Regions from separate parts of the Mus musculus genome. Here region 1 is linked to region 2. Evidence: chromatin loops called from intact Hi-C (ENCODE). Cell type or tissue: gastrocnemius. All regions are shown on one strand. Each heading gives the region's core, and the rest is flanking DNA. Links, peaks and the distances in the headings are about the cores only.

What was found. A loop is a pair of places that touch in the nucleus more often than their neighbours do. Peaks named below come from ENCODE experiments on the same cell type or tissue, not always from the same donor. Only the 100,000 strongest peaks of a DNase experiment are listed, where the experiment ranks them.
Region 1: a loop joins it to region 2, with 2.1 times the contacts of the local background. A loop is called at or near these places in 2 of 42 quality-filtered maps.

What each region holds. Positions count from the first base shown.
Region 1 is chr9:52,163,018-52,175,761 of GRCm38, reverse strand. It overlaps a transcript of Zc3h12c not described here. Among named protein-coding and RNA genes, the nearest start is that of Zc3h12c, 20 kb to the right of the region's middle. In gastrocnemius, for the core only: CTCF peaks have their summits at 5,326 and 6,900; DNase peaks (open chromatin) are centred at 6,901, 7,245, 7,469, 9,868 and 1 more place; H3K4me3 peaks cover 3,176 bases; H3K27ac peaks cover 2,478 bases.
Region 2 is chr9:52,095,538-52,108,281 of GRCm38, reverse strand. No RefSeq gene overlaps it. Among named protein-coding and RNA genes, the nearest start is that of Mir6244, 14 kb to the left of the region's middle. In gastrocnemius, for the core only: a CTCF peak has its summit at 9,459 (motif pointing right); DNase peaks (open chromatin) are centred at 6,069, 7,733, 9,457, 10,663 and 3 more places; H3K27ac peaks cover 415 bases.

The DNA of each region.
Region 1 (12,744 bases), core at 2,086-10,085, 69 kb before region 2:
CTTACTCATCTTCCCACTCTCCTAGATTCTGAAGCCAACCTAGACCCTAAGTCAGGGTGACTGGATCCACCCCCACTACTGCAGAAGTCTCCGGTCCCACAGTGACTCAGCAGCCAGTATGTTCCACTGATAATCCTGCACTTCCTGACGTTGCAGCCTTACTACAAGGCTGACTTCTCATTTCTTGCTGCACACTTGGTTGTTTGTTTATAAGACAGTTTCTTTTCATTTGTTTGCTGGCTGATTGGCATCCTTTTCATTTTCTACCCCTACACACACACACACACACACACACACACACCTCTTCTTCTTTTTCTTCCTCCTCCTTGCCCTCCTCTTCCTCTTTCTTATTCTGCCTGTACTGCCCCAGATATTTCAGTAGTCAACTCCTCCTCTCATTTCCCCACATCTGATGAGTTTTCTGATTTCCCATTCACTTTGGGATTTGAATTTTTTACTTTGACCTCTCTTTTAAAGGCTACAATCCTGAGTCCTAGTTCCTATGGGCGTGTCTTCGCTACCTTCTAACAGATCAAAGAGAAATAAATAGCCACAGGTTGGAATGTTGGGGTGTCCAACTCTCTAACTCGATTGTCACATTCCTAGTACGACAAAAGAATTGAAGACCTTTGGGAGAAAGACAGAGCAGTGGGACTTACATTGTAATACAGAAAGACACTAGCATAGGCAAATAGAATTCTAGGTGATGAGCATTATGAAAAACCACACCGTGTTCAGTCTGCTTGTACCGCTATCTGACCTGCCATGCGGCTTATCTAGAAGCACTCCTTCCAGTCTCTGTCTATGAGAGCACCCCCCAAATGTTTCCCTTAATTAAAGTAGTTCCTTTCTAAAAAAAAAAAAAAAAAAAAAAACCTCATAGACTCTGAGGTTAGAGTTTTAGCAACTAAGTTGTAAGCACTGTGACTAATCCATTAATTCTGTCTGGGAATCTTTAAGCAATCTTGGGATCTCCCCTTCCACATGATCATGGAAATGGAAATCTTTCCCTTGCTGGGAAGCCCCAGACTCCACACGTGCAACTCACAGGGCTTCCTTCACTTCCTCATCCTTGTCACTGAGAACAGTGTCTTTCTTTTTGATTAATATCTATTAATTGTACCGACTAAGTGGATTCATTATGGTATGTTCATACAGGCATAGAATGTGCTTTGATCTTACCAATTTCCTCTCTTGTTAAGGCCTTGCTTGTTCCCACCAGTCTTCTTCTTCCCCCCAAATAGTTCTCCTTCTTGAATCTCTGTCTCCCCCTCCCTACCTCCCCCTCTCCCTCTTCCCCTCCTCCCCCATCTCAGCATACCAGAGAAAAATGTGATGTTTGTCTTTCTAAGTCTGGCTTGTTTTGCTTAACATAATGATCTCATGTTCAACTGATTCTCTACAAATAACACGATTTTGGTCTTCACTGTGAGTGAATTAATACTCCATTGTGTATACAGCATTTTTTTATCCATATCACCTATTGATTGGCACCTACGCTAATTCTGCAGGTACATCAGTATTTCTATAGTGTGCTGATTTCATTTCTTTGGGTGGTGAAATAGCTTTGTCATTTAGTAGTTCTATTTTTAGCTTTTTGAGGAACCTTGATTTCCATTGTGGCTATTCTAATTTGCATTCCCACCAACCATGTGTAAAGTTGGAATTATTTCTATTACTTTAAAAATACCTGACTATTTATGGAATTCAGTAGAAATGTACCAACCAAAAGATACATTATCGATAAAAATTGCCTTTTAAATAGTGTTTTTGAATGGTGAATTTTTTTTTGTTTTTTGTTTTTTGTTTTTTGTTTTTTGTTTTTGTTTGTTTGTTTGTTTTTTCGAGACAGGGTTTCTCTGTATAGTCCTGGCTGTCCTGGAACTCACTTTGTAGACCAGGCTGGCCTTGAACTCAGAAATCCGCCTGCCTCTGCCTCCCCAAATAGTTCTCCTTCTTCTTGAATCTCTGTCTCTCCCTCCCTACCTCCCCTTCTCCCTCTTCCCCTCCTCTCCCATCTCAAACTTGTTTCAGCATACAAGAGAAAAATGTGATGTTTGCCTTTCTAAGTCTGGCTTGTTTTGCTTAACATAATGAGTGCTGGGATTAAAGGTGTGCGCCACCACGCCCAGCTATTGAATGGTGAATTTATACATACAACTTAAAGTTCAAAAACTAAGTACACAGAACAACAAAATCTCTCGTCTACCCTTTCCTTCCAGTTCTTTAGACCTTCTGCCCATACTAACCAGTGTCTCCAGTCTGTTGTGTGTTCATCAGAGCTATCATATGCTTATGTAACCATAGATTTTTTCCCCCCACACAAAAGCTAAGCACTCTCTACCTTCCCTTTTCAGTAAGCAATGTATTTTGAGGTTTATTTTGTAGACATAAAGCAACTCTATTCTTTAACAGCTGCATATAGAATCAATGAATGAGAAGAGTATGTCAATATAAATAGCCTTCCATCAGCATGTATTTAAGCCATCTCTATTTAATTTTTGTTTATTTGTTTTGTTTTTATATTTTCAAATAATACCAGTTAATGATCTTTCAATATGACCCCTTGAGGCTAACTGTTTTCAGCTAGCTTGATTTTGCATATTTACAATTCTAAGTGCTGGTTTCCTTCTCAGAGAGCAGGTGACTGCAGAGGTGCGAAAGACATTTCCATTCCCCTGAAATCCCCACCTGGAGAGAAAAACCTCTCAAAGTTCTGAGCAGTGTACACTGCAGTGGGACTGTAATCCTGTTCTCCGGGAGAGAACAGAGATACTTCCATTGCTCTCAGATCCCCTGTGTTTGCCAGACATGGTAAAAACGGTGCTGCCATTCCAGGCTCAGAAAGCTAGCACATGGCTATGGCTCTGGCTATGGCGTACAGAAAACTTTGCTCCTGTGGATCCTTGGTGGTTTTCCTTGATGGCTTCCCTCAAATGCTGGAGAAACGAGTCAAACAGCTGCTATGGAATCTTGTGGTCACCCATCAGAAAAATGAAGTCCCGGGATTGGTCAGCAGCACGTTATCTCATGTCTTCTAGTTTCCTTCCCTAAGAATGCAGCATTAACAGGCAGCTGTAGCCACACCCCCCGAGACTCACTGGCCAAGAACATACTGTATACCCCTGTGTGTCTTACACAGGACATGTACTTAGTACATAGTTTTCGTGGAGTAATGAGGGTGAATGAAGCTAGGTTTTATTTATAGGTTGTTGGAATTGCAGAATTTCCGAAAGGATATAGAAGCTGCGAACGAAGCCCATCACGTCAGCTAGAGGAAAGGATTGTTTCCTTCCTCAAGAGCTGAAGAGGAAGGCACACTGGAGGAACTACTGATCTCCGTTCAGCTAAGGTAAGAATTTTGACAGGAATGGTAGAGGCATGACGCGAGAGGCAACTCTTGCAACTCCAAGTGTAGTTTCAGGTCCATAAATGATCCATAAGGAAAGTCCCACGGACACTACTAGGAGACCTCTGAGTACAAGTAGTTGCCAGAGTACGTGACAGTTTTTACCCTGAAACTGTTTGAAGCCTCTGGCCTTGTTATGTAAGGTAGAGGGACCAATGGAAATTCTTGATGAAGGCAAGCCACAGTGGGGTGGGACAGGCATCCAAAATTGTATCTTTTATGACTCAAGCTCCAATCTAGGAGTGTGCTAGTCTATCTGAAAGCATACTTTAGGAAGGAGAGTGTCTCTCACAACCATCCTTCCTATCCGTTCTTTCTGAAGAGATCTTCTATTTCAATTCCATCCTGCAATTCCAGGTCCAGACTTGAACTCATAACTAAAATATAGATTCACTCCCCAAAACTGATAGCAAGAAGGGGCCCGACTTGCCGGATGCCCAGGGAAAGTTTACTGCTAGACAAGTAGGGTTTGACCTCCTACCTCACCGAAAGGACAGGTTCAGATTAAATTATGTTTCATTGCAATATTAGAACTTCCTCTATACCTGTGAAAATCTTCCTGTATATGCCTCTCTCCTTACCAGGAAGTACAGCTTGGGGTAAGAGGATGATGTAAATGGGGTCTCAGACAGCCTATTTAACTTAGAGCCATAGAAGCATTTTATTTTTATTAGAAATTTTCTTTCAACACTGTTTTACAAGCAAATGAACAGCCTTACCTGGTTGCTGTATAATGGAGACCATGTTAAGTTTCCATCTTTTTCTTTCATTAGCAGATAAATCTATATACTAAACTATCTCCCACAGATAACACTGTGACACTCTGCACATTTAAAACAGAATAATTCTGGATTTTAGAAGTCGTTCCGTCCCTCCCACCCTTTGCCTTTCCTTCAGGTTTCACACTACACTCACGTGACGGCACACTCCCACTCTCCCACTCTTACCCCACCCCACTGAGTGTATACCCAGATATCCAGGAGGCCTCTGAGGTTTACACTTAACAATTAACGAGTCTCTTCCTCTCCTCTCTTACCTTGCCATTCATATCACTAGTTCAGGTTTGTTCTACCATGTGAGCCTCAGCATTTGCTTCGCATTCCCTTCTGACCATCCAGTGAGTGTAGTCTTGTCTACCTACAATATGAGGTTTTCTAGATGACCTTCTAAAACCTGTCACAGATTCTCCACTGGTTAGTGGGCTACCCAGAGCCAAATAGCCATCTTTACCTCTCTCCTTTCTCTCTTCCATGCCTCCCTCTTCCCCCTTTCTGTTTTCACACAATCTATGATTCTGCTCTTCTTTTCCTCTCTAGCCTTTTTCTTTGAATCTCTGTTCCCCAGATCGCCCTGGCTGTTCATCAATGCTGTCCTTGGACACGATCTTGGTTATCTACAACTCATCAGAATACTATTCACCCGTCACAATCTGCCTCAGATTTCCCTTTGCAAACCCTTTGCTCAGGGTTTTCTTTGGGTGTTCTTATCTCCCCAGCTAAACAGCAATGTGAATATTGGGCGATTATTACATCATATTCTTAAACAGCTCCTAATTCTCGAGTCAAACTGCCTAAAGTGTAGATCCTGCGCTCTTGGTTGTCTGCTCTTGGTTATCTGCTGCCTGTAGTTCTGGTGTTGGTTCTCTCTGCAAAGGGAGGGGGGGTTATGGCAGGTTCTCCTCTACACGGGTTTTGGGGGCATTAAACAAGAAAACTCATGAAAAGAATAGTATTTGGAATTTTATAATCATCCAATAACTAGTAGCTTTTACAGCTGATATTCATCTTATCTCCAAAGTACATAACACAGTGCCCCTGATCTTCAGCTATGCTTAATCCACATTCATTGGGATTTGGCTGAGTCAACTGCAGAATAAGAAGGCTGTCCCGGCACTGCATTAAGAATGGAGAAACCTCCTGGTGTCACTAAAGTCATGTCAGAAGGCTGCTACTTACTGTTGTCTGCCAGCCAAATTCTTTCTAAGTCCCTGCCACTCTCTTAGTCCTGCTCCAGAGATCTGTAGGTTTGGCGGAGTGTACAGGGGCAGCTTTCCCAGAGTATTCTATTCTATCCTTCTTGCCAAAAAAAATCTGACCTGCTGCAGAGAGCAGATTGCTAGTCTTCCTGGGGTCTCCAAAGTGATACTAAAACTGTGGCCCACAGACGCCAACCTCCTGTCTGCAATCTTTATTGAACAGGCCCCCAAATTAGTCTGCCAAAAGTAGAGAATAGGCTAAGTAAGACACTCTGCTTTCTTAGGCTCAGAGTGTCCATGGGCATCATGTGAAGGATGCGTTCAGCTGGGACCTCCTCAATACTTAAAGTGCAAAACAGATGTAACGGGGATAGATGTGCTGCTCCACGGAGCTATGAAGGCGGGTTTCGGTTTTGTAAAACGAAAGAAACCTTAAACTATACAGTTTGAGCTTCAATAAGCATCATGAATACTAGAACATTGAGTAGCCAGGGATCCAGGCTTAAATGATCTACGTCCTATTGAAAACAATTCAGAAAAGCAAGAAACAATTCTAATAAAGGTGAAACGTGTAGCCAAAGGCGTCTTAGGCCAGCCCTGAGACAAACACATAGGGATCTTTCCTCTAACCTAAGTTGTATAAACTTTGAGAACTTCGCTAGTCTGACGATAAACTGGATCCTAATAGTTTGCTCACCTGGCTATGGTGACGATTTCATGAGATAAGTAAACTACTGATGATGGATGGCATAGTGTTCCTCCTGTTTCAGAATTAGATGCAGCCTGCAAGGGCAAGAAGTAAGGCTTTGATTTAACATTTCCATAAGCAGGTGAGTAAGAGGTGGGAGCGTTTCTGAGAAGTTGACCTAGATTGCTCTAGGTGTTGTTCACTTCTCTGAAACGGGAACGCTCAGCGCTCAGGGCTATTCACAGGTGTTCACCTCTGTGCACAGGGCTGCCTGCACCCAACCTAAAGTGATCTGTGTTCATCTCGGGTTTAACCTCAATTCCGACGTTGATTGCCATTTCCAGCAAAGCCGGTTTCCTAGCTGAAGGAAGCCCTTCCCAAAGGGTGAATCCCCTACAGCTTCATTTGTTTAAATTCCTTTAGTGGTCTTTATTACGCAGGGTGTGGTGTTTTGTTTGCCCCCACCCCCCATTTCAAGGTATTAATGATAAGTCAACAAACAAGTAACATGCCCCTAGAAAGCAACACTTGGATTTCTTTGGCTGCCCCGGGCATGATCTGGGCTGGTGCAAGGTGGAGATGTTGTGGCCAGCACAAGAGGCGCCGTCAGGGTCAAGGGTGGGACCAGAGTTCTTGCTGGGGAGAGGACTAGGGACCCTACCTAGGGTTGGGCCGGGAGGGGAATGCACGGGCAGGGAGGAGGCTCGGGTAGAGCCCGACAGGTCCCAGCAGCTCCCCTCACCCCTCCCCAAGCCTCCCGGGTTTCCCCCCCTGGCTTAGGGTTTCCTGTTTCAGTTCTCGGCGTTCTCCAGCAGCAGGTGCTGGTTTGCCAAGCTCCGCTCCAGTGGCAGCGAAGGAAGTCAAGAGAGCGGAGGGGAGGAACGCGGTACGCAGTGGCTGCAGCGGCTTGGGGCGGGCGGGCGGGTAAGCGGGCGAGCAAGGCAGAGAGCGAGGAGCGCGGCGGCGGGCGGCGGAGCCCCGGGGCGCCTGAGAGCCGCGGCCCTGGCGTGCAGTCCGCCGGGCGTGCGGGCGAGGCGGCGGCATGGGGGAGCGTCCCGCTCGGCCCGAGCCCTAGCGGCGGCCGCGGCGGCCCGGCGCTAAGGCGAGAGGCGGCCGCCTGGCGGAGGGGGCCCGGGGCCGGCCCGGCTTCCAGAGCATGCCGTGATGGCTGCGGAGAAGACATTGCAGGTGGGTGGCACGGAGGCCCGCGGGGTGTGAGGAGGGTCGGGATGGCCGCGCTAGTCTTTCCTCGCCGCCCTCAGTGCGGTGTGCTCCCGAGCGAGAGGCGCGGGAGGCCCGCGGGGCAGGGGAGGCCGCGCCCGAGAGCGGAGCTCAGGATCCGCCGGAGCCGGAGCCAGAGCGGCCACGCTCAGGGAACTCCAGGCCCAGGCGGCTCCGACCCCCGAGGTCGAGTGGCGCAGCGCCCGCCGCCCCGAACACTGAGCGGGAAAGCCGAGCGCATCCTGCCCGCGGGCGGCGCCAGCCCCCGTGGGGAATTCGACGAGGGGAGGCCGGGCCCGGAGGCCTAGAACGCCGGTCCAGTAGCTCCAGCCCGCCCGAGGGCCAGGGCCAGCGAACATGGAGGCGGGCCCGGGCGCCGCCGAGGGAAACGGACCCACGGCTGTGATCCTGCCGCTCGGACCCTCGCGCGCTCGTGGGGTGAGGCATCACCCGGCATCTCTATCCAGCCCCAGCCATTCGCTTTCATTAGCCATCTCTCCGCCCGTCCTCTGGCGAGTCCTAGGGAAACCAACCTTTCACCCTTCGCCTGATCCCCGTCCTCACCCTCCTGCCCAAAGCCCGCGCCCATTTCAGCTGGGCTCATTTTTAACTCCCTGTGAGCTACAAGGTGTTACTTAACTTGGAGAAATGAATCCCGCTTTTCCTCCCTACACTGTTTTATCATCCTTTATTGTCCCTGAAAATCCTTACAAACAGCGGTTGCTTCCAAGCACTGATTACTCCGGGTCTCCTGCTGCTTTGGGTATCCGTTAACACTGGGGGTTTGTGTTCTCAGTTTTGTGATAAAGAGATGAAGCCGTAATCCACATTTAGGGAAAGTTCTCCTATTGGTTGCAGGACTGTCTTGGAGTATCTCCAGCTCCATCAGACGCTTATTGATTCAGATTTTTTTTTTTAACCGCCTTAGAATAGATGAAGAGATAATTGGGCCTAAGCGTTGTATATTTAGAAATCTGAGAAAGTTGTACAGTTCTTCACTCATTGCCTTATTGAGATTTTCGTCTCTACTTCAAATATAAACAGAAACCAGGAGACAGACGTACCTCACTTTTTTTTTTTTTTTTTTGACTTTCCAAGACCCATTTAAAAAGACTACAGCTAGAAGCAGTGGGACACATGCCTGTGATCCCAGCCCTGGGCTAGTGCAACGGGATCCTAAGTGTGAGGCCAGCCAGGGCTGGAGAAGAGGATGTATCAAACAAAGTCATGGGTACAAGGGCATAACCTAAGTTTATGTAGTCTCTCACATGTATAAGCAATTGATTTTACTTACAGTTTCTTAAATCTTGGTAGTCTCTGACTTCTGAATAGATGGCCCAAGCCCAAGCCCAAGCCCATGCATTTTTCAGACATTTCCTTCTGTTCTTGCACATCAGCAATGTAAATCTATTCACTTGATGGCACCATAAAGATGTCAAAAATAACCTGTTTGATTGAATCTGAATTTATGACTTGAAATATTTGAATATTTTTCTTGAAGAGTTGCTTTTACTTTCATAGTAAGTTGCAATTCTTCTAGTATATGACCATTAAGAAGAGTAAACATGCCTTTATCCCAACATTTGGGAGGCAGAAGCAGGCAGATCTCTTGAATTCCAGGCCAGCTTGGTGTCTATTGCAAGTTCTAGGTTAGTCAGGGCTATAATGGTTGCACCCTTGTCTCCAAAACAAAAGAGGAAACATTATAAACAAATGAGCATTTTCTTTTCTCTTTGCTATGTGGGCTTGAATTGGGGACCTACTGCAGCCAGGGTTCTGAGCACTGACTTGGATCCCATAATCAGGTGATTAACAACAAAGAGATCAATATTTTTTTTAACTTCTATTTAACCATGAAAGTCTAATGGAACTATTTTGGTGCAATGGAAAATAGAAACTTGGAATGTTTGCGTGCTGGGGGTGGTGGTGGGGGGCTTTTATTACTCACTTCCTTTTACCACCTTTTAAAATGATCACAACAAAAATATCCTGTTTTATATTTGGGGCCTCTCTGGAGACATCTTAATCAGTTACAACTGCCAAATTGGACCCCAAGTGGTTAATATAAAATTATCTTTAAAACGTTTTTTTCTAGTCCAAAATTGAATTACCTTGTTACTCTAGACGAGTTCCATGGTTCTTGCATTTAACTACTGCCGATATCTAAAAGTGTTGCTGTCAGTATATGCTTGGTGATTTGCTTTCTACGTGTAGAAGAGTTGTAATTCTTTTGCATTTTGATTTGAAGTTTTTAAAGAAAAAAAGATGTTGGCTGAATTGTTTTAGAAATATTTTTAATGTTAGAATGTACAATTATAAACTGATCTGCCAGTTGTTGCTCATTTAAAGTTGGTATACTCCTGTTTCATTGGTAAATAATAATTTAGGTATAGCGTAAGAGCCCTAACCTCTGGAGGACTTCTTACTAACAGATAGACCATAATGCTGAATGGAAATCTCTTAAGCACTGTAAGCGAAGAAGTAAAAACTTCAGATTTCATCTAAGGCTTCAAAATTAGGTTCAAGTAGATAGCACAGAGGGAGAGCCATGTCCTAGGACTCTTGGCTGGAAACCAGAGTGGGTGGGCCAGTGTCTGTGGCATGTGGCAGTCATGTGGTATTGTTTGTATTAGGAAGAAAAGTAACAAATGAGTGAATAATTAACATTTCTTGAAGGAAGATTCCAGGTTTAGTTTTTAACCATTGAGAGCCTGGAATTTGACCTGCACTGTACCGAATATTCCTAATATCAATATCATAATGCTTTTACTGAATATCTCAGTAAAAAATTTGTTTTGTGTCTGTGGTTTAAGAATGTATCTCTAAACATAGTGATAGAAAAGAATACATGTTTTTACCACAAGTTGAATTGATATGTAAACCCATTAAGCAAAGAATAAGAAAGCGGCTGGCCAGTGGTGGCGCACGCCTTTAATCCCAGCACCGAGGAGGCAGAGGCAGATGCATTTCTGAGTTCGAGGCCAGCCTGGTCTATAGAGCAAGTTCCAGAACAGCCAGGGCTGCGCCCAGAAATCTTGTCTCAAAAAACAAACAACAAACAAACAAACAAACAAGTAAGAAGGTTGATTTCATCGTGCTTTAATTAAAAATTAACTTTAAAAATCTTTGACAGTTGGGCTGGTAAGGTTGCTGCCAAGCCTGAAGACCTGGATTTGATTGATGGGACCAACAAAGTGGAAGGAGAGAATCCGCTCTCGCAGGTTGTCCTGTGACCTCCCGTGAGCACTGTAGTGTGCACATATAAATTGATGGTCCAGGTGACTGAGACTTACATAGTTCTGCAGAGTGGCGTTTGTGCGAGGTGTGGTAAATGCCAGGAGCTTTTATGTTGACTCACGTCAGTGACAGGGTTTAGCTACTCCTTAGTGACACTGTCACTCACTTTCTCTAATTTACAGATGACATCAGCTCTGCATTGTGAAACTAGACGGTAGCAAGGCAACCTTGTACCTAAAAAGTCAGTGGCTGGGTGGGTCTGTCCAACACAAGTCAGGACCCTAAGGATGGAGCCCAGCACAGCACTGTAGGCTTGCTTCAAACATAAAGGGTTTTGTTCATTGGTTTTGGTAATTCCACTTTGTCGTTTTCAAGCTCTGCAAGTAATGTTATGTGTTACTGTGTCAGAAGTTTGGGCACATCTGGTTAAGATACATAGGTTGAAGAATGAAGGTATGTGTTGTATGGGAAGGTCATATGCGGCCTCTGACATCAGCCTGCCCTAGCCCTGTCAGTTCTGGTCTCAACCTTAGTAAGAAGCTTAACTTCATTTCTGTTGCTACCCATCAAACCATCAAACACTATCTACTTTGTAGCCTTGCTTTTACTGGGACAAAATAATAAATGAGGGCTGATAAGACTGCTCAGTATGCAAAGGTGCTTGCTTCCAAGCCTGATGTCTAAAATCAAGAACCTACAGAGTGGAGGGAGAAAACTAGCTATCACAGGTGACCTCTGACATTCACAAGCACTACACACACACACACACACACACACACACACACACACGATACAAAGCATTAAGACACACTTAACAGCATCATTGGTTCGATTGAACAGGAGGTTTTCTTTTGCTTTCTGTTTAATCCCTGACTTTTAGTTGTATTTCCGAGGATTTGAAGTTGTCAGATGTAAAACTTTTATAAAATCAAGCTTTTATTGTTACAAATTTGCAAGCTTATATTTTTAGATTTTTAAAAAATCCTTTAAATCTATTACTTTATGTCTTTTAGGATGAAGCTAAAATTAGTTTTTATTCTTAGTCATCTGTACTCATTTCCTATTCAAAATTATGTGGGCTTCATTTTTATCCTCTTCTGAGATTTACTCTGTTTCAGATCTTGGCTTTTACTTCATAATTTATCTTAATTGTTTCATACACTTACATTGAATGGTTTGCTCATATAATTGAAGCCATCTCACTGTAACTTACACTTTTTAAATATTTGTGTCATTTTCTTTGGCCTGATTGAGTTGATCTTAGGCATTACTTTCTGGGAGTTTAGTTATAATTTTAAGATGACTACTACAGCTATAAACAACTTGAAATGTACAATAAATGGTCTTTATAGATGAAATATTCCTGGTTTTGCTAAGACAAAACAAGTACCTGGAGTAGCACAGAAGTCGTGAGTTTAGTCTGTCCAAGACCACAGGAAGGACTCACTCAATAAACGGGGATATTTTCTTAACGCTATCAATTATTTTTTACTACTTCAACCTATCTTTTAAAATTAAGACTACAGTGTGATATTTTGGCACATTTTAATCACATTTGTAAAACATAGAAAAGGTGTAAAATAATAATGAAAACATCTATAATTCTCACCTAAAGATAACTTAAAATGTTAGACTCCTTATTTTTACTTTAAAATTCCTTTAATCATTATAAGCACATCCTTCAAAACCATGTATGAACATTACAGTTTCTGCTCTTCATATTCCTTTAAGGGCTTCTTTTTACTGCCTGGATGACATTGAAAATAATCAAATATTACAATTCTATTTTTAAAAAATGACTCAAGGTTAGAAATGAGAAAGAAACATTAAAACTGATATCACAAACATAAAAAGAGATTACTTGGGCTTATTATGAAAAACTACATGCTACCAACTAGGAAAGCCAAAAAGAAATGGATACATTTCTGGACACATAGATTTCGATAGAATTTTTCCCCTATAATAAACAATTGAGGGACAAATGTCTCTGTATAGGGCTCTGTGCCTACAGTGCCTTCATTGTGAATTTCATTTTTTATCTTTGTCATTCTACAACCATGTGCATGTATGTGAGTTTATGCACACAAGTGTACAGGTGTCTCCAGAGAGCAGAAGAAACGTCAGATGCCCTAGAGCTGGAGTCAGAGGCACCTGACTGGTGTAAGTCACCTGAACTGAGTGCTGGAAACTGATCTCAGGTCCTTTAACTGCTGA
Region 2 (12,744 bases), core at 3,242-11,241:
TATTCAAAACAAAGTACCTGGCCCTGGGCCTTTGTCACCCTCTTGTCATCCCCCAGTTCATAGGCAGCTGCGGAGCTGAGAGCATCCTTAATGCCTCTGGGAGTGAACTCAACCAAGGCTGTCAGGGATATTAAGATAAGCCAGGAACTGTAGGAAGACAAGGAGCAACTGGCTTTGAAAGATTCTCAATCTCTCTCACAAGAACAAGTCTCTATGGCGACATAGAAACTGTGACAAACCCCCTGGGAAGAGTCTGGGGCAAGGACACAGTGACTTTAGCATGAGCTTTGGAGTAGTGCCCCCATGTGAACATGACTTTGATATTGAAGCTTGGCTATGCCTTCCCCTGTCGATGGAGTCATTTCCCACCTCGTGGATCTTCAGTTCAGTGATGATGGAATATGTGGGACTCAGGATGAAGGCGCCTGGGTGTCCATGCTTGGGGACTGCTGGTTCCTCTCTGGGGCAGCCTCTGGTCCAGAGAATAGACTGTGGAGGGAGGGAGGAGCCCCACTGATGCTTGTCTTCTGTAGTTCTGAGACAGGAGACTGCTACGAATATCACAGATCCCTTCTCCTTTGCCTGGTCACTGCTGTGCCTTAGTCCCGTTAGTCACTTGGCCCCTTTGAAGAAGCCAGGCATGTAGGCCATAGCCTACTGTCCAGCCCTGCCATTTCAAGCTCTCTAAAGCAATGGCACACCCATGTACAGAGGCCACAGACTGGTGAAGGGAAGGAATAGCTGACAGCCATGAGTGGATATTTAAGGCTATTTAAAGTCCCTTACACACCGGGCAATGGTTTGTGGCACTCCTGGTTTTGTTCCTGCATGTCAGTTCCACCCAATCCTAACAACCAAGGATCTTAACAGTCTTGATCAAGATATGTCCCCTGGTGCCCATGTTACTAGAGGTATGAACACAGGCACGTCCACTACAGGGATGCAGGTAGGCTAGCCCCTGGCCCTCAAGAGCTAAGTCGAGATATCAGGACAGTCAGATGCTCATGTTGTGGTTTGGTTATGGTGAGTTTCTGGTGATAAAACCTTAGTCCCCAACAATCTGAAGGTAATGTGACCTTTAAAGGGTAGGACTTCATGCACAGGGCACCATCCTTAGAGGGTTGTTTCAGTTACCCTAGGACCAGAAGACTTAGGAAGTGAGCCTGCACTCCATCCTTCCTCACGCAGCCAAATCCCCTTCTGTCTCTTCACTGGTGGTACGATGGGCACCCCAGCCCTCAGCAGGACCACATAGCCAGGATTTTTGGATGATCAGATTCATACGTCAAACTTCCTCAAGTACCCATATCCTATAGTCTAATACAAGAGACAGACTACTGCCCTCTTAGAGTTTCTATTGCTGTGATGAAACACCAGGAGCAAGTTGTGGAGGAAAAGGGTTTATTTGGCTTACACTTTCACAACATGAACCATCACTGAAGGAAGTCAGGGCAGGAACTCAAACTAGGCAGGAGGCAGGAGCTGATGCAGAGGCCATGGAGGGGTGCTGCTTACTGGCTTGCTCCACATGGCTTTCTCAGCCTACTTAATAGAACCCAGAGCTTAGAGCCCTAGAGTGACAGCACTCACAATGGGGTAGGTCCTCCCACATCAATCACTAATTAAGAAAATGCCCTAAAGACTTAACTACAGCCAGATCTTATGAGGGGGGATTTTCTCAGTTGAGGCTTCTCCCTCTCAGGTGATTATCTTGTGTCAAGTTGACAAAACTAACCAGCACAGGACCTCACCAGATAGTCTCCATGTTCAGTCTCAATGGAAACTCATGACCCTCAGCGCACCCAAGAAGGAGGATATCTGAGGCTATAGGTAGACTATTGAAGGCAACATATGGAGCCTTTGTGTAATACAAATGGGAAGGGTGGTAAGGAAGACATCTCCACTGGGGTGGACCAGACTGCAGGAAGACGAGAAAATGGAGGATTCCTACAGAGGCTTGGCTAGGAAGCCATGCTGGGCTGGGACATTAGAAGGCTTCACTGGCTTGGCATCTAGCAGCCTTGGTGGTTGGTAAAGGCTGGAGAAACACTTGATACGGTTGTCACAAAAGCCAAAGGGGCGAAAGGCATTTGAAGGAATTCTTGTGTTGGTGGAGTGAAGTCAGGCAATGAAGAGTATATGCAGATTAACTCGTTGTATGAACTCAAGTAGGTGAACTCTATGGGGATGAGACCCATTTCAGGGACAGCTCAGGGTCTGGGAAGTGCCTCTGTCAGTGTCCCCTCTCCAGCTGATCCGTCAGATGCATTCCCATGGTGAGGAAGTGTCATGCTGTCCCCTGATCTGTGGATGTTTGACTTATAATTCAGTGAAAAGCTGGATCATACAACTCACTCCTACCCTCGCTAAAAAGCCTGGCTATGCGCTTGTTTATCTGTGCACTGGGCTCTCTCTGTCTATGGCTTTATTGAGAGAAAATGGGATTCTGTCCTTAAATCACCATTTACGGGTAGACGTGCAGCCGGCATCCATTCATCTTGTGTTCTGCCCAGTCTGAAGTGAGTGTAATGCAGAACCACTTGTTTGTCCCCAAGGCCAAAGCCAAGGCCAGAAGAGGATATTGATTTGTAAGAATTACTCATGCTGGCCAAGGAATGTTCACTGGCCCCTGTTTAGCAAATGCCACCCTGCTGACTCAGCCTGGAGAACATTTGGTTCTTGCAATGTCTGAGGAGAACAATAAATACAACTCGTCCCTCCAAACAAGTGCTTCTAGGTCTCGAGTGTGGTTCCTAGGGAAGGAGCCTTGGTCTCACCCAGGAATGTGATAGCAATGGAGATGCTTGAGGCAGGGCTGTGGTCTGTCTGCTCTACCACAAAGTCCGAGAAAGGATTCCAGCAAGTTTCTTAGCAAACCTTCCAGGTGAGTCAGATGTACATTAAATGAGAGACACAGGACAAGAGCAACGAAGCAGGAGATTGCATAGGTGGGGGTGAGAATTACAGTGCACCTGGCAGAAGCTCCTTGCTGGAGAATGCAGATCTAGCTGGGGTAGCTCAACCTCCTGTCTACCACTGAATTCCAAAAAGGCAGACCCCCCCCCTCCAAGTGGGGGAAACTAGACTTTCTGCAGACAGCCAGCTCCCCCAAAAGAAAACATGAGAAACAGTGTTGTCCACAAACTCTGCAGTCAACGCCTGCATCTTCCCGGGAAGGAATGCAGAATGCATCTTGAGCCAGGGCCAGAGTGCTCATCTTATGTACGGGTTCTCTGGGGAGGAGGGAAACCTCCCTAGCCATGTGTTCCTTCAGGGAGCATGTGAGGATGTTGGCACCTGGAAGATGTTGTCTTCTCTCTCTCCCATGGCAACACTGTGGGCTTTGGGGTTCTGAGCCATCAACTTCCAGTCCATCTGTCCAGTGATATGAGAAGAGTCATAAAAGCAGCGTGGGCAGAGGGCCTGCTGTGTTATGCCTCTGTGTAGGGTGCTGGGCTTGGTGAGCACTGAACACAACACTCTTAATCCTCCTGCCTCGGTGGCCTATCTGTGCTGTCCAGTCACCTTCTGTTTAATAGTAAAAGCCGGTGACTTCTTTCCCTTTTCCAAGACATATTACAAACAGAAATTAGGTGTAGAAATGGAGGTATATGGTTCATTCCTTCATTTCAAACACCCTAGTCTACAGCAGAAGAGTAAGGTCCCTGGCTGGAGCAACTGCTTCAAGGTTCAAGCCCCGATCCCCACTAATTTACAGCAGATCACACACTGCAGCTCCAGGCTTCTCACCTGCTGAGGAAATCGTTAAGCCTCCTCAGCCTCTGCTTCCAGGCAGTCTCCCAAAGCACTACCCATCCCCTACCGCAGCATATCGTTTCCAGTGGCTTCTGCCTGTGTCAGTCACTAGCCCCAGCCAGGAAGGATCTGTCCAGAAAAGCAGCATTGGTTGTGGCTGGCAGGCTCTCTCTTGAGCAGAAGACTGGAGTCTCTGGAGGGTCTGCTAAGAAATGGAATTAAGAGTGGCGTTGATACAGCATGGCCGTGGTCAGTAGCTCACAGCCTAATGAGTCCGACGGGCTTCTGGTCCTTATTTATTTATTTATTTATTTATATACACAAAAAGTGGCCTTCCCAGTACTCCCAAACCCTCCCTCACCACAGTATGTTCCAATCTAGTTGTTTGCCAATTTCTGTGTGTGGCCAAGGAGAGGCCTACTGAGAAATTCGATAAGCTATCACCACTACAGCAAAGCACATGATTATCTTTTAAGTTATAAAAAATGCTGATATCAAAGGTCTTTAAGTGCAAGAGAGGACAGTGTGAATAAACACTCCTCGATAGTAGATAAACAGTGCTGTTGATAAAGGGCTGTCTGATCATGTGCCCTCTGTATAGCTCTCATACCCTGAAAACCTCTCTGATCAATGAAAAAAACATCTATTGTGACAGAGCTTGTATGTATTTTTATGAAAACTCTTTAAAGTTTACCTCTGTGCCTGGCAAGTACCTGACACATTCTTTGCAGGCACAACACTTTCCTAAGGTGACAGTTTGCAATGTGACTCAGCTACCTGAACAGTCACCCTAATGTCAGACTGCTGAGTCACATTGCAAACTGTCACCCAATGCTTCAGTCCTCGTACATTCAAACCTCCCTCAGCCAGGCCGGGTGCCACTGCATGAATTACTAATGCCGCCTCACATCCCAGCTCTGCCCTGAGCCCTCCTCACCCTTCTCCAAACCCTGACCTGCGTCATCTTAATAACACTTAGTGCAACTGGAGAAGACAAGAAACTGAGACAAAGCAAGGAGGTCCTAGTGGTCGAGAGGACCTGTTAGCGAGGGTTATAGCCACTGCCTGCCACGGGGTGCAGAGAGAACTGCAAACCCAGGCTCCAGATGACATTAGAATATATTTATTGCTATATGTATATACAATTATACAAACAGCCCAGATGGGAGCCGTATGTCACATCGATTTCTGCAGATTCCACAGGAATACACATGGAAGGGGGTTCACGCCACCAAGTTTGTTCTCTAAGTCGCATACATTTTTTTAAAAAAAGAAAGTTGTAAAGTCTTGAAAATTCTTCCCATATAGTCCATCTTATGAGCTAATTAATCATGCAGAAAAAGGTGTTGGGGGAGGGGCAGCCCAGGGGCTTTCCAGAGGCTTATGCCTGCCAGCATGTTCGAGAAAGTGGTATCTCAAAGCCAAGCTTAGCAGATGTTGACTCAGGACTACAGGGCTGCAGACATCCCAAGTCCCGGTCCATCTCCTGAGGTCTGACTCTAGGAAAGGCAGTGAAGAAGTACAGGAAGGCAGGAGCAGGAAGAGCGAAACCCATAACAAACAGGCGAGGGAAGAAGCATCAGCAAGCGCCCTGGTTGATGAAGATAGCAGAGTGTGTGTGTGTTCAAGACTCAGGGCTGTCTCAGTCCATCTTAGTCTAAAGCCCACCGTGGGTCAGCCACCTGGGACCTGCACAGAAAGAGGACAGGACAGTCAGGGAGAAAGAAGAAACTTCAACTTAAATAGTACCAGGACGGGTTGCCAAGGGCACGGCCTTGAGAGTTCTTGTTTAGCACTCTGGAAATGTTCAGGGGCTGTGCAGGGGGGTGGAACGCAGCTGAGAAGAGGCCAGGGGGCACAGGCTGCTCTCTGACTCAGCTGGGCCTCAGCTGGGCTGGAACTGTTCAGGGCCTCAAAAGAAATCAACCACAGGCTTGGGGACATTCTGGCCCCAGAATCACGTGATGGAAGTGAAGTCACAGTCACAGGCATTTCTGCTATGAAGGAGAGGGTAGGGAGGAGAACCCGAGGAGTGGGCACATCTGCTGACACTAGCTCCGTGCGGCACACACCTCAGGTCACTTCCTACTTCAAGGACCCCACCCAGAGAGACCTTGTGCAGAGAACCTAAGGCCTGAATGTTGAGAACGAGAAGCTGTGTGATCCACACTGACGCACTGAGCCAGCAGCCCCATCAGTCACATGGCTATAATCTGGTCCTGAGACTGTAGGGGGCTCCATCACTCAGCAAAGCAGCCAGCTGGTTTCTGTTTTGTGGCTATGGATGTCACCTGTAAATTCTTGCCAACAGAATCCCACAGGCAGGCTGGATGCCAGTTTTGGAGGGAAGCCCTAAAGATGGAAGAGCCGAGGCTAAAGGGACAACTGAGTCCTGTTCCACTAACAACAGACTGCGGAGGCCGCAGCCCTTCCAACTATATGACATTTCAGCCTGAAAGGCGGCAACTGCCAGCTCCCTCGGTCCCTTCATGAATTCATCTCTGGATAATTCAAAACCTGTCACTTGAGCCTGGTGGCTCTGGTGAGTCACACAGACACCTTTTCTCTTCTTTTGACAACAATAGCTTGGTGACAGCCTCCCTCAAAGGCATCACCTTGAAGGGCACATTCTCAGCAGGTGAAAGTCACTGAGACAGTAGCAGGGCAGCCAGCCTATTCTAATCTGGGGTTTTTACCAATCAAACAAAATAGGGTAAATGAATTTCTGTACTGGAAAAAAAAGTTGCAGAGAATGGTGTCTGTAGCAATCCATGAATGCTAAGGATGTGTTTCCAGCAGAGATTTTTGTTCAAATAGCAGGAATAAGAACAGCCAAATTCTATGAATTAACGGTAGGCCACACCCATTTCTGAATGAGTGAAAGCAGACGCAGATGGGGGTCCTGCAGCCTTCAAGTTAACTTTCCAACTATGACAGTTTCAGTGGCGTCAAGAAGGGTCTGGGATGGCCATCACAGGGAAGAGAGGCCCCTTGGTCTTGCAAACTTTATATGCCCCAGTACAGGGGAATGCCAGGGCCAAGAAGTGGGAACGGGTGGGTATGAGGGGGGGGGAGGGTATGGGGGACTTTTGAGATAGCATTTGAAATGTATATAAAGAAAATATCTAATAAAAATTAATTAATTAATTAAAAAAGGAAGTGTCTGGGAGTCTAGTGTGACTTGCACCTCACTTCATAGAATCTAAAACTCGAGGCTAAAGAAGTCATTTCTAAACGTCCTCCCCTCGTAAGTGGAGGTAATACCCGTTCCTTCACATGACAGAACTGTAAAGGACACGCTGCCATGACGGAGCCTACGCCATGTCTTCAAGCATCGCTGCATGTATGTCCATGTATAACCAGGTGGGGAAATGTTTTGAAAACTCTCCCAGAACATTTGGGAGACCTCAACCCGCACCCTTCAGTCTCTAAGAGGAACTGAAGTGCTGCGGTTTCATTTAGAACTAAGGAATTTTCTAACCATCTGTCATCATGGTGAGCACGTTAAAGTGATTTTTAAATACAGCCAGACTGAGGGAGGCACACAATAACTTTATTAATAAAGCTTATGAACCAGTTCTTTGACCTTCTCACTCAGCACGCATGTACAACACAGCTGGATGACTTTCTTACCCTGGGAAATCGGAAGTGTCCCGTGCGAGGGAGCACTCTTAATACCCCTTTCTCACGAATCCAGAGAGTCTTCCAAAATACAACAAGAGACCATCCTAGCTAAAATAGCACTTACAATAATCACTTGACCATAGTCACGGATAAAAATCTCACTTTCATAAACTCGAGCTGACAGCGGAGTGATTTATCGGAGGATGGTGTCCTTGACTGGTGAAGAGCCTGGCGGACGCGGACTATCAAGAAGGTCAAGATGACGCAGGACGGGACGCTATAGCACGGGCTGGCTCAGCTCCTTCAGCTTGACCGCAACTAAAGGCTCTGGTCAGCAGGTGAGCAGACATCGGTTCTAGGGGTCCCCCCCCTCCAGGATCTGTGCATGTCTCCTGGGAGCATGGGATCATGCCAGCAGCAGCTGCCAGCTTTGCTTACCTCATGAGGAGGGAGGTGCCATCCCGTTACATCTGCTTTATGCTGCTTTGGCAAGAACGCATCTGGAACAGTGCATACAGTTTGGGTCCCCACCTTTTGAAAGAGACATCAAGAGGTTAGGAAATTGGAGTGCAGAGGGGCACATGGGTAAGCGAGGTGGGGCGAGGGCAGCATGCTCAGAGGTTTCAAAGCTAGGGGGTTTGGGGGTGGGGCTTGGCGGGACTCAGCTGCTAACCTGATACCCTTTCTATCTCTTCTTAAAGTTCACCTTTGAAACTCTCCTAGTCGACCGTGGAAGTAAGAACAGCTGAGGCAGGTGCTAGAGGGTTCTCTAAGAACCGCAGCAACCATGCACAGGCTGATTGGTTTTACAACCATCATGGCTCTAAAGCCATACACATCAGAACTTTCAACAGTGGGCATCCTTGCCTTACTGTGTAGTTAAGGGTGACCTTGAACTTCTGTTCTTCAAGATCCACCTCATAGGTGCTGGATCTATGGATGTGTGCCACCACCTGGTTCCATGTGATGCTGGTGATGGAACCCAGGGCTTCCTGCAAGCTAGCCAAACACTCTTAACAAGTGAGCTACATCTCCAGCCCAGATTTTCTATATTATTTTACAATATGTCCCATGATCTAGGAACTGTTCATGGCCTTGAGGGAACAACCAGTCTAATGGATCTAAAAGATTTTTGTGGTGCCTACTTAGAAACACGAGTTGCTGTCTCTGAATGAGCAAGACTTCTCAGTGTACTATCACTGTTTCATAGTAGGCTGGCGTGTGAAGAGAAGCAACAAGATGTCCTCACAGCTGCACTGGCACTGGCTACGGAGCCCAGTGCTGGCCGAAGCGAATTCCTTATTCTCAGATACAGACCAAAAACAAGGCGAGGGTTAACCCAACCAAGAAACTACTGTGCTGGCCACACCTACTCCCCAGCCAGCTCCCCTGCTAGTGCTCTGTGGCATTTTCTGCACTGATGAGCTAAGCAATTAGAAAGAGAAGTCTCTGTCTCCTAAGTGGGTTGTGTACAAAAAGGCACCTGTTGGGGCTATCACCCTATAAACTACAGTGGATGGAGGTTCTGCAGCCAAGTCATTGAACCCATAATGAAAACGGAGCCCTTACAGTAAAATACAGAAGAAACTCCAAATTTGTCAAATCTGGTAATAAAAGGATAGAAATAATGAGAGTTACTAACAGCTTAATAATTGTCTTTATTACTTGAGCTTGTTAAACTGAGCAGGATTAATTAGAAAATGATTAGCAATAGAAACGTGAGGACATCTTAAAGGGACTTCAAGCACTTGGAGGATGTCAGCTGTTAGCTGAGCAGAGCTGGCACTCTCAGTGGTACCAAATGCCCCTTCAAATATGTGGTTGGTTGTACTTTTTCCTTTGGTTGGCAGTCCTACAGTCTCCATCATTAACCAGTGTTGAAGGAGGCTTAGATGGGTGAAGGAGCAAAAGGAGAAGGAAAGCAAAGGGATTAAGGAGTGATTTAATGTGCATGTTAACGTTTAGATAAAGGAGGGCGGGGAGTGAAGAGAAAGGGGTGAGACTTGGAGAAGACAGAGCTAATAAAGGAAGCCTGGAGCAAGAGGGCAGAAATCCCCAAGCTGACCAGCAGGTGGCGCTATTATATCGCACTCCCATTGAAGACCCGCTCCTCTGAAGGGGAGAAGAGGGAGGGACATACTGACCAGACTGGCAGGAGAGTCACAGTGCAGGTGGCTCGGGACTTGTGGAGCACTGGCCAGAGCTAGGACATATATTATAGCGAGTTATTTCAAACACATAAATTTGCATTCACATTAGATATATGTTCATCTAGTTTAGAAGATTAACCAAAAATTCTTGGGACAGTGATCTCAATAGACACACGAATTACAATGAGATGGGTTTGAAATCCTCTTTTGTAGACAAACCTCTTAGCAAAAACATGAATATGCCTATAAAAGGAATTTTCATTAATCTGGTAAAGGGTCAAGTCCCCAACCCTAGAACACAGCGTGTTATAATGCTAGAAACCTTGATCTCAAGGGAAATAGAAACCAACAGCAGTCAGCACTGAATTGGAAAAGCCATCCAATCAGCCATAGAATGGAAATGATGAGTGTTGGGAAGAAAGACTGAAAACTGTCATTATTGCAGAAAATTTAGGATGCCCCAAAGAATTTGCAAATTATTTTTAAAAACAACAGGAATGCAGGGACTGCTCTCAAGGCCAGCGGACACAAACTAGTTTCATTCCTCCACCGTAGCCAGAATACTTTCAGTTACAACCCTTAAAAGACTGTGAGATAAGACTATTAATAATAAACCTAACAAAAAAGACATATGTCACTGTAACAACTTAAGCAACTTTACCTAACCACATGAGGAAAGACGCCAATACATTGAGATGATGTCATTGTTTCTGGGAGCCTTTAAAACTGGACCAATGTAATTTCTTCCCAGACTAATCTATTCAAACATTTCTCCTCAAAACCTTTTTAACCATTCAAACAAAAATAATTCCAAGATCTACACAAGGAGCTGGATCCACTGGGGATTTCTCATCGGGATGAAGAGAAGAAACTTGAGAAGTAAGCTACGTATGTCAGGGATGCAGACCTGTTAAAGCAGGATGGTACTGACCAATGACGCCATATTGATTACTAGAGCATCATAGTGAGATCTGAAGAGGAAACAGCAATGACAACCAGAAGCCTCCTGTGGCAAGCAAAGGACCTGGCACCCCTGCCTGGGTCCATCTCCATCCACACTGCCAGCGACACACCACACACAGCAGCTGCCAGCCATGGCCTCCTCCCCCAAGCCCACCTGCAGCTTCCAGGGATTTTCTCCTGGAGCCCAGCATGCAGGGCTCCTGCATGAGAAGAGGCCCCTCCCTCCCTCCTTAAAGGCTGCCCAGGTCACTCCAGGACACCCTGCACCAGCCAGAGGGGAGGGGAGCTTTCAACCCTACTCTGACTTAGTCCTCTCCAGGACATTGGAAATCACCTCCCCTGAAAGAAACAGCAGAGGAAAACTGCCAGCAGACTGGCCCAGGTGTGCAGTGTAGAAGCAAAGATAAGAAAATACAGGACGATGTGCCTCCCAACCAAGTCTCTGATCCCATAATAATGACACCTAACAAAAATGACCCGGAAGAACTACCATACAAAGAATTCAAAAGAATGACTATTGCTGTGTTCAAGTTACTCAAGACATGAACATACATCAAGAGGGAAGGAGGGAGGAAGGAAGGGGGAGGTGGGGAGGGAAGGAGAAAGAGGGGAGGGGACCTGGAAGTTAATCCAGGATATGAAAATAGGAAACAAGAAGAGAATTACTGAAGAGAGACCAACTTAAATGGTGCTGGAAATAAAAACTTTAATAAGCCAAACAGAAAGCTCAGGGGTAAGTCTCACCAGCGGACTGGAGTCTGCTACAATCGGATCAGGGCAGGGAGATTCGGGAGAAGAATAGGATTACTCAGTAAAGGCCGATGTCTGGCAGTGACCGACCCTCAGAAGGCAGGTTGGTTAGGTCGATGCCAAAGGTCTTCAAAGGGCAGGGCGTGCTCTTTATTACAACCAAGTAAACCTCCACCGAGACCCTAGCAACAGCCCTGACAGCTGAGAAATCCACACCACACACCACCTGTGGTCTCGTTGCCTTTAAGTGCAGGGTCTCCGTTAGCCTAGGCTAGCCAAGAATGTATTATGTAAATTTGTTTTATGTAAAATTAGCCTCAAAATTAAGGAGCTCTTCCAACCTCCAATTCTCAAGTCGGTTAAGAGGTGGGAGCCATCTTCGTAGCTCTGGATTCTAGCGAACCAGCCTGTGGAGTGACTCTATCTAATCTACCTTCCCACCAGTTTTGGTTCTAACAGTGATCTAAGCTTTTCCCCCACTGTTGCTTGCAAATCTAAAGCCTCCCTAACAATGAAAAAATACATGAAATGTTAATATAAATGAAGCCATGCTAAAACCCAGGCTTGCTACTGGCCACACACGTGACAGAAATTAACTAGCTCCTGAAGGCAAGAGTGGAGTTTCCGGCCTTTACGTAAATCATTTGCCAGGTCAGGTGTGGTAGCTCACATCTGCGATCCCAGCACTCGGGAAAGCAAGGCAGAGTGCTCGGAGTTCAAGACCAGCCTAGGCTACACAGTGAGCCCTTGTCTCAAACAAAAGGTCGTTTGCCAATCCTTGCTCTGATTTGATAACCACACCTACAAATCTAAATGGCATCTCTAGTGATTCCCTCTTAATAGTGGAGTTTTTCATTTCAATCCCAAGTAAAAATGCTATAGTTTAACAGAAACATAAAGGTTAAATTAGATCTATGTTTACTTGGAGACACAGAACATCTGTAAAATGGGTTTATTTTTTTCTTTTCAAACATCCGAATAAGGCACAGAGAACTGACTTTTCATAATCACACTCAGTTCTGAGAGTTAATTTAATATTCCTGTTACACACAGCTCCACTGCACAGCTCCAGGGAACTACGGTCCTGCTCAAGTCACTGCTGACCTCAGTCCTCAGGCTGTGCCTCACCCCGACCCCAGGCTTCCTTCCTCCATCCTGACTTCACTCCTCTGGCTTCCTTCCTCCCTGGTCTGTTCCCTCCAATCTCAACCTCAATCTCAACCTCTTGCATTTTCTCCTGCCTGAATGTAGTCCCCATGCCCCACTTCCTGCTGAACCCTGAAACATTTTACTCAACAGCTGGTAGGAATCTACAGGAGCCTGTTTTTTAATCTTCCTCTTCATTCCCAAATTCTCTAGACTTCACTTTAAAAAGAATTTCAAAGAGAAGGACTGTATTTACATCACTCCCATCCCTCTCCCGTGTCCTGCCCACTCTCTCAAATCCATGACCTCTTCTTTAATTACTGCTACACATGTACACATTTATGTACATACACAC